2 separate regions of the Homo sapiens genome follow, and region 1 is linked to region 2. A link is a contact called in ENCODE Hi-C or POLR2A ChIA-PET data. All regions are on one chromosome and are shown on one strand. Each heading gives the region's core, a stretch centred on a gene start or an enhancer-like site at or near the end of the contact. The rest is flanking DNA. Distances are from core to core; before and after follow the strand shown. Region 1 overlaps ATG13 (autophagy related 13). Region 2 holds the start of CHRM4 (cholinergic receptor muscarinic 4).

What was found. A loop is a pair of places that touch in the nucleus more often than their neighbours do. ChIA-PET counts read pairs that join two places held with the same protein, here RNA polymerase II (POLR2A). Pooled maps may share reads with other maps.
Region 1: a map of naive thymus-derived CD4-positive, alpha-beta T cell shows a loop between it and region 2 (2.8-fold over the local background). The contact joins the enhancer-like site here to the promoter of CHRM4 in region 2. A Hi-C loop is called at or near these places in 2 of 168 maps with a recorded cell type or tissue (IMR-90 and naive thymus-derived CD4-positive, alpha-beta T cell) and 8 of 50 pooled maps. POLR2A ChIA-PET finds 5 or more read pairs at or near these places in 2 of 52 experiments (AG04450 and Panc1).

Annotation. Positions count from the first base shown.
Region 1 is chr11:46,667,606-46,672,538 of GRCh38, forward strand. ATG13 (autophagy related 13) reads left to right here. Exons shown (of 19, transcript NM_001346311.2): 15 at 168-282; 16 at 894-971; 17 at 1,189-1,305; 18 at 1,799-1,927; 19 at 4,650-4,933. The coding sequence ends at 4,727. Among named protein-coding and RNA genes, the nearest start is that of ARHGAP1, 31 kb to the right of the region's middle. Within about 2 kb of position 3,571, at least 9 of the 41 ENCODE cell types and tissues checked have a DNase peak (open chromatin) inside an H3K27ac peak, as active enhancers do.
Region 2 is chr11:46,389,669-46,394,952 of GRCh38, forward strand. It overlaps CHRM4 (cholinergic receptor muscarinic 4), which reads right to left and starts at 2,108. Exons shown (of 2, transcript NM_000741.5): 1 at 1,863-2,108. RefSeq lists silencers at 1-169, 2,149-2,238, 2,419-2,468 and enhancers at 395-1,000, 1,001-1,604, 3,122-3,896.

The DNA of each region.
Region 1 (4,933 bases), core at 2,321-4,820, 280 kb after region 2:
GGCAATAGTGGCATCAGCCAGACCACATAATGCCATCTCCCATTGATGGGCCAGTGGGGACCAACTCCTGCCCTAGGCCACAGCCCCACCAGATGGTGTATTTATAGTGAACTAAGTCGTCCTGCTGTGGTTTGAGAACGAGTACTAACTTCACCTTTCTCCTCCAGTGAGGATACTGAAACCGTATCAAACAGCAGTGAGGGACGGGCCTCCCCTCACGATGTCTTGGAGACCATCTTTGTCCGAAAAGTGGGGGCTTTTGTCAACAAACCCATTAACCAGGTGATTTTTCTGCCACTGCCACCTGTGAGAATGTCTGAGTTCTTAGAGTAAGGCCCCACAGGCAGTTTTCTTAACCTGAGATATTAATATATATGAAACTACTGAACTGGCATGCAAAACTGTATGTGTGTGTAAATTTTTCTGTGAAGAGGATTAATAACCTGTGCTACCCCTCCAGAATAAGTTAAGAACTATTGTCCTGTGACCTTTTAAAGCCTCCTACAAGAAAGGGAGACTAGACCTAGATACCATTTAGTACAAAAACACTACACTGTGTCATTGCCTCGGCCTTATTTGAATTGAACTAGGAGGTTCCTCCTCAGCGGGGCCAGTGAAGCACATTATTACTGCATTACTGTGGATCAGGCTTCCAAAGCTGAATTCCCAGGGTCCTCAGGACCCCAACCCTTGTTTATGCTGTGGGTGTATGTGATGGGGGACAGGGAGGTGAGCGAGCTTGGAGAGCCTCTAACAAGGCAGGAGCCTAAGGGGCAGCATGGTCAGCATAGCTGTGTGAACTTGCTGGACCTCTAGGCTTCTGGCAACCAGGAAGGAAGCATGAACACTGCAGGAGGGGCAGGCATGAATGCTTTTCTCCTGTGTCTCTTCAGGTGACCCTGACGAGTTTGGATATACCCTTTGCCATGTTTGCTCCCAAGAATTTGGAGCTGGAGGATACCGATCCAATGGTGAGCCCACCGTTGACTACGAGTTCCCAGTAGATGGTGCGCTAGTCATTGTTCTTCCTGAGCCAGAGTCACTAATCCCCCACAGACTATAAACCATGGCCCCTCGGCTTACGGGTTTGTAGCCAGCATTAAGTTCTTCCCAGAATTTTCAGATTGTTTACAGTAACTTGAATCTGGGTCACAGCATCAGCCCTAATCCTGCCTTGCTATGAAACAGGTGAATCCTCCAGATTCCCCAGAGACTGAATCTCCTCTCCAGGGCAGCCTGCACTCAGATGGCTCCAGCGGGGGCAGCAGTGGCAATACCCATGATGACTTTGTTATGATAGACTTTGTAAGTCGCCGTCACCTTCCTTGACCTTTGCTGTCCCGGGGAACTAGACCTAGAAGCATCTACTGCACTTGATCCAGATTTCCTTCATAGGGATCAGATGTGCTGGTGTAGACAGAAGGGATGGACAGGTGGAGTCTGGTCTGGGGAGACATTTTGGAGGCCGATAAACAACAAGGCATTTTTTGTCATGCCTTTGGTTAAAATTCATAATGAAATTCAACTCTAAATGGAGATTTTCCACTGATACCCACTTAGGTCCTATTCGTGGCTAGGCAAGGAGTTTGAAGGAGTGGGACATAAACTTAACTAGTGGAGAGGAATATTATCACCAGCATTAGAAGTGAACAGTCTGGGAGAGAAAAGTGTAAAGATTTCTCTCCCTAAGATAAGCCTGAAAGAACCTTTTGATAATTGCTAGAAGGAAAGACTTGTTCATAGCTTATCTCCTCTGTGGTTCAAGGCAAGCTAAACTGACTCTGTCTTGTTTTTGAAGAAACCAGCTTTTTCTAAAGATGACATTCTTCCGATGGACCTGGGGACCTTCTATCGGGAGTTTCAGAACCCACCTCAGCTGAGCAGCCTCTCCATAGATATTGGAGCACAGTCCATGGCTGAAGACTTGGTATGGAAACGTCTTCCTCTACCACAGTGCATCCTTATTTGATGGTCATTCCTTTGCCAAAGGCCTAGGAGGCCTACCACCTTCTATCTTCCCTGTAATAGGAAAGAGACATAATTAGAAAATTATCTTTTGATCACTCTTGAGATTGGCATTGTGCCCAGCAGTCATTATCTGGAATTTGCTTGAGCTTGGTTCCTTCTTTCTCTGCACATTCTCAGCATTACTTACATGCTCCTGTTGTTCTGTGCCTGACGTCTTCTCCTTGCAGATGCCACTAGGCCAAGTTGCTCTAACAGCCATTGCATTAGCTATTTAGCTTTCCAGGCAGATGCCAGTGGTACTGGGCAGAGGAGATTGTGAGGTCCTGAGTATCTGTGTTCTTGCTCTTTCCTCAGAGAGCTCACTCCGTCATCTAGCAGTTCTCACACTTGACCAGATGTCCTGATACTGATTATAATGACCCCATCTCTGCTTAGGGCATTTCCTCTTCCTGCCTCTGAGGGGCAGAAGAGTGCCCCGCACAAGCCACAAACTGGGTGCCCCATGCCAGGAGATGTCCCTCTTTGAGGTGGAATGATCACCTCCTAAATAGATATTAAGATCCTATGGTAGCTGCCCTGGATTTGCTTTAAGGAGAAAAGCATGCCCAGTAATAACAATACAGTAATAGCCAGGTGCAGTGGCTCACGCCTGTAATCCCAGCACTTTGGGAGGCCAAGGCAGGCAGATCACAAGGTCAGGAGTTCGAGACCAGCCTGGCCAACATGGTGAAACCCCGTCTCTACTAAAAATACAAAAATTAGCCAGGCATGGTGGCGGGCACCTGTAATCCCAGCCACTCGGGAGGCAGAGGCAGGAGAATCACTTGAACTTGGGAGGTGGGGGTTGCAGTGAGCCAAGATTGGATCACTGCACTCCAACCCGGGTGACAGAGTGAGACTCCATCTCAAAAAAAAAAAAAAAAAGTAATAATTACTACTACCAAGACCTTTTGGGCCAGGCACAGTGGCTCACACCTGTAATCTCAGCACTTTGGGAGGCTGAGGAGGCCTTCACTTGAACTCAGGAGTTTAAGACCAGCCTGAGCAACATGGTGAAACCCTGTCTCTACAAAAAGTACAAAAAATTAGCTGGGCGTGGTGGCATCCGTCTGTAGTTCCAGCTGCCTTGGGAGGTGGAGGCAGGAGGATTGCTTGCTTGAGCTGGGGAAGTCAATGCTGGAGTGAGCCATGTTTGCGCCACTGCCTCTAGCCTAGGTGACAGAGTGAGACCCTGTCTCAAAAACAAATAAATAAATAAATAAAAATCAAGGCTTTTTGAGTGCCAGGCATTTTTCTAAGTGTTTTACATGAATCTTCAACAGCCCTAAGAGGTAAGTTTTCTCATCCCAGTTTACAGATGAGAAAACCAACAATGATTAGCTTGCTCATAGTCACACAGACCCAGGCAAAACAAAGCTTTGCTTGATCTTAGAGGATCTGGTTCCTCAATTTAGCCTTTTAACCACTAAACTCCCTTGCCTATCATGACATGCACTTGGAAGAAAGTGTGGCTCCAATTCTCTCAACTGATGCCACAGCCGTAGCCAGTTCTGAGGCCTCCCTCTCCTTTCAGGAAGCTGCACCCAAACCACCCTCAGCTGTTGGTGTCTCCAGGCCACATTAAAAACTCTGAGGCAAGAGACTCTCCACGCTCCCTTGTGGTCGTGTTTAAACCCCTACTGGCAGGAAATTGTGATGGTGAAACTCTGCAGATGCAGCTTCTGTTCATTTAGTCATCAGTAGAGACGCATTTTTATTAATAGTTGATACTCTAGGACAGTTAAACTTCTCACAGTTCTGTTTTCCTCTGCTTCTGTCTTTACCATTCTCTCTCAATCTCTAACTCACCCCTTCCTCAGCTGGTATAAAGATAACAGATTCTGGCCGGGTGCAGTGGCTCATGCCTGTAATCCCAGCACTTTGGGAGGCCGAGGCGGGTGGATCACAACATCAGGAGTTCAAGACCAGCCTGGGCAACATGGTGAAACCCTGTCTCTACTAAAAATACAAAAAATTAGCTGGGCTTGGTGACGGGCGCCTCAGGAGGCTACTCAAGCTACTCAGGAGGCTGAGGCAGAGAATTGCTTGAACTCGGGAGGCGGAGGTTGCAGTGAGCTGAGATCACACCACAGCACTCCAGCCTGGGTGACAGAGCGAGACTCTGTCTCAAGAAAAAAATTTAAAAATACAGATTCCTAGGCCTTACCACAGACCTGCTACTGTGTCAGAATGTCAGTAGTATAGTGGGGCCACCTGGTTCACATTCCCCCCAGGGGGTCCCGATGCCCAGCAAAGGGTGTGAAGAAATCTTTTGTAAACTGTTTAATTTGTAGAGCTGTACACTTGGTATTTTATTCTAGTGTCAGTCAGATCTGTGCCAGGGATATTTCATGTTTAATTTCTGAATCATCTTGCTCTTGTGGTCCTTTTCTCTTTTGTTAAGTGTGTGGCCCACTTGGACTCCCAAGGCCGTTCCATTAATCCTCCAGCCCCTGCAAAGCCCTGATGCATATACCCCTCCCTACCCTGTGCCTACGCAGCTGCCCTGCGTTCTCCCACTTGCTCGGCCCAGCTAGGGCTGAGCTTCGTCTTGCTTGCTGCCTCCCCTCTTCGGGACTGGGCTGGCTGCCTCCTCAAGGCCCTGCCTGAATAAACGGCTCTTCCCTCTCTTTCCGGTACAGGACTCATTACCAGAGAAGCTGGCTGTGCATGAGAAGAATGTCCGCGAGTTTGATGCCTTTGTGGAAACCCTGCAGTAAAAGTATCCTTGAGTCCCAGCAGCACCCCCTTTTTGTGGCCCCAGGGCATAAGCAGCCTCCCATGCATCAGCTGCTCCCACCCCTCATCCTGCTCTGAGCCAGGTGGAAGGGAGGCTGGCTTCTCCCATGGGGACCCAGAAGTCCCTACTCTTGGACCTCCTGGAGACTCCGTGGCGGCAGTCAAGCCCAGTGCCCAGTTGGAGAAG
Region 2 (5,284 bases), core at 858-3,357:
CCTCAGGCACAGCCTCCCGGGGAAGTGACGCGGGGTCCCCTCGCCAGGCCCCGTCGGACGCCGCCCCAGAGCTGCCCTCGGCTCCGCGCGGGGTTCTCGGGTGGGAAAGTTGAGGGAGCCCGGATTCCACCCGGCACCCTGCGAGGAACGTGTGGGCGGGAGCGCGAGTGCGAGTTCTGTTTGTGTGTGCCTACGGGGGAGCGCGAGTAGACGCTAGTAGCTGTATGCATGTGCGTGTGTGTGCGCACGGCCACGCCTGGATACCAGTCCGCCCGTGAGAGCGCGTGAGCATGCCGCGCCGTGTGCACACGTGCATGTGCATGCGTGTGCGTGCCTAGGGTGCTGTGGCCGGGAGGATGCACACGGTTCGGGTGCCTCTACACCTGTGGACTTGCATGCACAAGCAAATGCAGGGCCGAGAGTGGGTGACCGGTCACATTCCAAACGCCCCTGCCGGAGACTCAGCCAGACCTTAGCTGTCCGCCTGAGCGCGTAGAGGGTCGGGCCAGGAGCCTGCATCGGGATTGCACCTGGCCTGTGGGTGAAGGGTTGTGCGGGCGAGGAGGCCAGACTACTAGGGGCTGCCTGCGACGGGCCACCTAACTTTGGGACGCCGTCTTAGCCCGGTGCCCAGAGGTGTCCAAGTCCTTAAAGATGTGGCAGAGTCCTAGCCTCTGACTGACATCTGTCGAGGGGCCTCTGCGAGAGTCGCCCAACCTGGCCTTGAGGGACACCAGGCACGCTCAGCTCTAATAACTCCCCTAAGAGGCGTTATTGCCAAAAGCCGCCCATTCTCGCGGCGAGAGGGCATCCGCAGTGCACCCACAAGGCGGAGGCCCGGACAGAGCTCGGGTCAGGCGAGTGCAAGACTCTTGTCCTCCTTCTCTCCTCACCCTGCACCCTACCCCAGAGGCACTGTCTAGCCCCTGTGACCAAAGTGGGGACCCAGTTTCTCACGCTAGGGTCGGGCGGGCCTCGAGGGCCGTGTTTTCCTAGGCCATCTGGAGGCTCCTCCATGTCTCCGCCGTGGTCGAAGGAGCCCTGGCTCTCGGGTGCCCCGCCCTCCCTCCAAGCCCCTAGCACGCAGTTCCTGCAGCCTCTGGGCGTGGGCACTGTGTTTCCCGAGTCCTCGACACCCCTCTTCCCCGGGCGAGACCGGAGGGGGTGCTCCGCACGCCCGTGGGGTGGTTTGGGGTGTAGGTCTTCGGTTCTTGGGCATTCACTCCATGGCTCTGGGAAGGCTGTGGCCCCTGGATCTGTCCCTGGGGCGGGAGAGGAGACTCCAGAGTCCAAGGGAGGGAGAGGCGAAGATTTGGCACCGACATTGTGCCCAACACTTCCGTTGCGGGGCCGGAGGAGGGGGCCTGGAGCTGGAGGACCCCGGCTTGGAGGCTGGGCAGCAAAGGGGGGTAGTACCGGAGCGGGGGAGGGGTGTCGGGGAGGGCAGGGGTGTTTTCCGTCGGGGCTCAAGGTCGTAGATGGAGGACTCCAGGGGCCGGAGTGGGCTGGCAGCGCGGGGGCAAAGGGGTGGAGGGAGAGGGAGGGCGGGGAGACGGCGGGAAAAGGGCTCTTTGGGGCTTCAGCGCCCGGCGCCCTGCTGAGCCGCCAGTGGGAGGGCTGGAGTACAGGGTCCCACCCCCGACGGCTGCCCCTGGCTCCGTGGGGTCTGTGGGCGGGCAATCCCCCGCCCCCGACATCCTGGATGCCCACCCCTTCCCACGGGCGCACCCGGGCGCACCTGGAGAAGCCTCCGAGAGCCCCCGGCCTTGCTTCCAGCGGGGTCCCCCAGCCCCGGCCCACTGCCGCTCCCGGCCCGCGCTCGCCCCGGAGGGGGTCTGGCGCCCTGTCCCAGTCGAACCCACCTCTGGGGAGCCTCAGAGCGTCCCGGGGACCTGCTTCCTGCTCTTCCCGGCGAGCCCCCCGCCCCCGCGCCGCCGCGGAGCCACTTACCCGCCGCCTCTGCCCAGCTCCCCTCGCGCCAGACAGACGGCGGGACGGACGCGCGGCCCCGCGGGCCGGCGGGGCGGGCGGCCGGGCCGAGGGCCGGGGGCGGGGACGGGGTGTCGAGGGGCGGCCCCTGCTCCGCCCGCAGCTCCCGGCGCTGTGGCTCCGACTCGCGCTCACGCTCGCACTTTTCCCCGAGCCGCGTGATGTCACGAGGAAGCAGCCAATCGTGGCGGGGCCGCGCCGCCCGCCCCGGGCCGGTCACCCGGCGGCGACGCGCGGGGGTCAACACCCGAGGCGTCGGAGACCCCGGCGGTCCGCGCCCCTCTCGGGGGCTGGCCGGCAGCTCCCTGCTTGGGCACAGAGGGCGCCGCCCACGGCCAGCGACGCAGGGGAGCAGGGGGCGCTGCCCTCCGGGGGGTGGGGGTGTCCGCGTTGTCATGGGGACGCGGCGCCCCCTCGCGGGCTGGGGAAGGAGCTGGCAGCTGGGTCCGGCCGCGCTCCCGCCTCCGCCCTGACCATACTCCCGGGACCCTGAGCTATTTTCGCGCCTCTCCGGGACCTCAGCGCCCTGCGTGGCCCCGCTGGCGGTTTGGCCGCGAGGCGCGGGAGTCTGACCCCAGCGGGAGGCTGCGGGTGGGTGGGGCGGGCTGCGCCGCCAGGGATCCGTCGGGGTCGAGGGCCGGGAGCTCCAGCCGCGCCGCTGCGTGCCGGCCGGGCCGCCCGCGAGGAGGGGCGCCGTCGGGGCCTGGGGAAGCGCAGGAGCGGGTGGACTGGAGAGGTTCGGCCGGGGAGAGAAGAGCCCACCGCGGACCACTCGCCCGCACCCGCTCGGCTGCCTGCTCAGCGTTCCGGGCCGGGGAAGGGGCGCGCCCCTGCTCTCCCAGCCCTGGGATGGGACGCGCCGCCAGTCCAGGCGCAGCCTGGACCGCCAGTTCACCGCCGCCTGTGAGGGACAGTCGGTTGCCCAAGGTCGCCGGGGCCGGAGCCCGGGACAAGATCCCGGAGAGCGGGCAGCCAATCTCAGAGGTCGCTGGGAACCGCACGGGCCGTAGCCTCAGGACTCCGGGCCTCGCCCAGGCTGGGCGGACCTTGGGGCGGCTTCAGCACCTCGGAGAGCTCCCCGCGCCCTGGCCCAGCAGCCTCGCCTGCCTGATTCCGCTCCAGCGCTTGTCTCCCTCCGAGAGCGCCCTTCCGGGGGACCGCCGGGGTCGGACGCTCCCCACTGCGCCCAGGACCGAGGCCTGTAACCCCAAATTCTGATCGCAAACATTTGATTAAGCTTAAGACGTCTGATTTCTTCTCTCGGGGAAACAACTCAAGACCCTCCCCCGAGGGCCGGAGGTGGTGAGGGCGATTGCGGGGGCGGCGGTGGAGGAGAGGCAGGAGCCTCTTGGCAGAGAATGGGAGGGAACTCGAGTAGAAGCCAGCGCTGCGGGGCTCTTGGTGTGGGGTTCTCCGCGCGGAACCCGGAAGTGGAGTTCGGGTCCCCAGAGCTCGCGAGCGCGACGGCTGGGGTTGGTCGGAATTGGGAACTTCAGGGCTGGGGTTGGTTGGCTAGAGTAGGAAGCCATCTTCTGTTGTTACATGAATGATCGGGTCTCCCAAGACCTCATAACTGGGGGTGAAAGAAGCACTACTCTTCTTGCCCCACTTCACAAATAAGGAAAGTTGGTTCATAAGACCCTAAGACGGCACTCCTGCACTTCTTCCACTTTGCCATATCCTTCCCAGGGCACAGAAGAGTGTGATACTCCTAAGAGGAGGTGGGGGTTGTGGAGGAGGAAGGCAGATAGATCCTTAAAACAGTCAGATGAGAAAACAAGCAAGGCCAAGGGCGGGAGGCTGCATACACAAGACACGCCTCCAGCTACTGACCCCAGCTCTTCCAGAAGCTGGCAGGCAAAGTCACTTTAATTTCTCCACAATCCCTGTTATGAAGGGCTTTTGACCTCTCTCAATCTCCCAACCCCAAGAACCCACGGTGGAACCCTGGAGAGCTGAATTGGGAACAAGGGGACTTGGTGGTTTCTCTGCTCTGCTTTTGATGCCACTAGGTCAGCAGACAAGTAACAGAATTTCTCTGAACCTATTTCCTCATCTCCAAAAGGGACTGCCCCTATCTTTGCCCTGGTGACCCCACAACCTTGTGACGTGTAAGGGGCCTGCAAAGGTTTTACTACCAGAGAGGCTCTGTCATTGGGCAAGGGCTTTCTAAGGAAAGGGGCTGGTGTGGGGACAGAGAGGTGTTGACAAGGGCCTCCAATGGGGGGTGGGGAGGTTGGGGAGGGTGGCTGGCACCATCCAGAGACAGCAGAGACAAGGCCTGGCAGGTCCAAATTTGGACCACCTTGGCCGGATGGTGGCTCACGCCCACAAACCCAGCATTTTGGGAGGCCGAGACAGGCAGATCACTTGAGGTCAGGAGTTTGAGACCAGCCTGGTTAACATGGTGACACCCCATCCCTACTAAAAATACAAACAAAATTAGCTGGGTGTGGTGGCACACACCTGTAATCCCAGTTACTCAGGAGGCTGAGGCAGGAGAATTGCTTAAACCTGGGAGGTGGAGGTTGCAGTGAGCTGAGATTGTGCCATTGCACTCCAGCCTGGGTGACAGAGACTCCATCTCAAAAACAAAACAAAACAAAACAACAAAAAACAAACAAAAAAACCCAAAAAACAAATTTGGACCACTTCATCCCTAGGGACCTCCCCATACCCTTTTCCCCAAAGCAACAGAACAAGTCAGGGTTCCATTGTTTCTCCTACACCTTGTCTTCCTTCTGTAGAAATGACTGGCTGAAGTGTGCACTCTGGAATCATACACTACTTGGTTCAAACTCTGGCTCTGCCAGTTAATTGTGTGCTCTGGGGGTAACAGCAGTAATGACCTCAGAGAGTTTTTGTGAGGATTGACAGAGAGAACGCACATTGACTCCTGGCCTGTGGTTTACATTAAACAAATTAGCAGGACCCACTATCAGACCAAGGAATTCTTCCTCCAACGGGTGGTGGGGAGAGGATGTGGGGCAGTGGGCTCCCTTCTCCTTCCATCCTTCAATGCTTAGCTCAAATCCACTTTTTTTTTTTTTTAAAGAGATAGCATCAGCCGGGCACGGTGGCTCATGCCTGTAAACCCAGCACTTTGGGAGGCCAAGGCAGGCAGATCACCTGAGGTCGGGAGATCGAAACCAGCCTGACCAACACGGAGAAACCCCATCTCTACTAAAAATACAAAATTAGCCAGGCGTGGTGGCTCATGCCTGTAATCCCAGCTACTAGGGAGGCTGAGGCAGGAGAATCGCTTGAACCTGGGAGATGGAGGTTGCGGTGAACC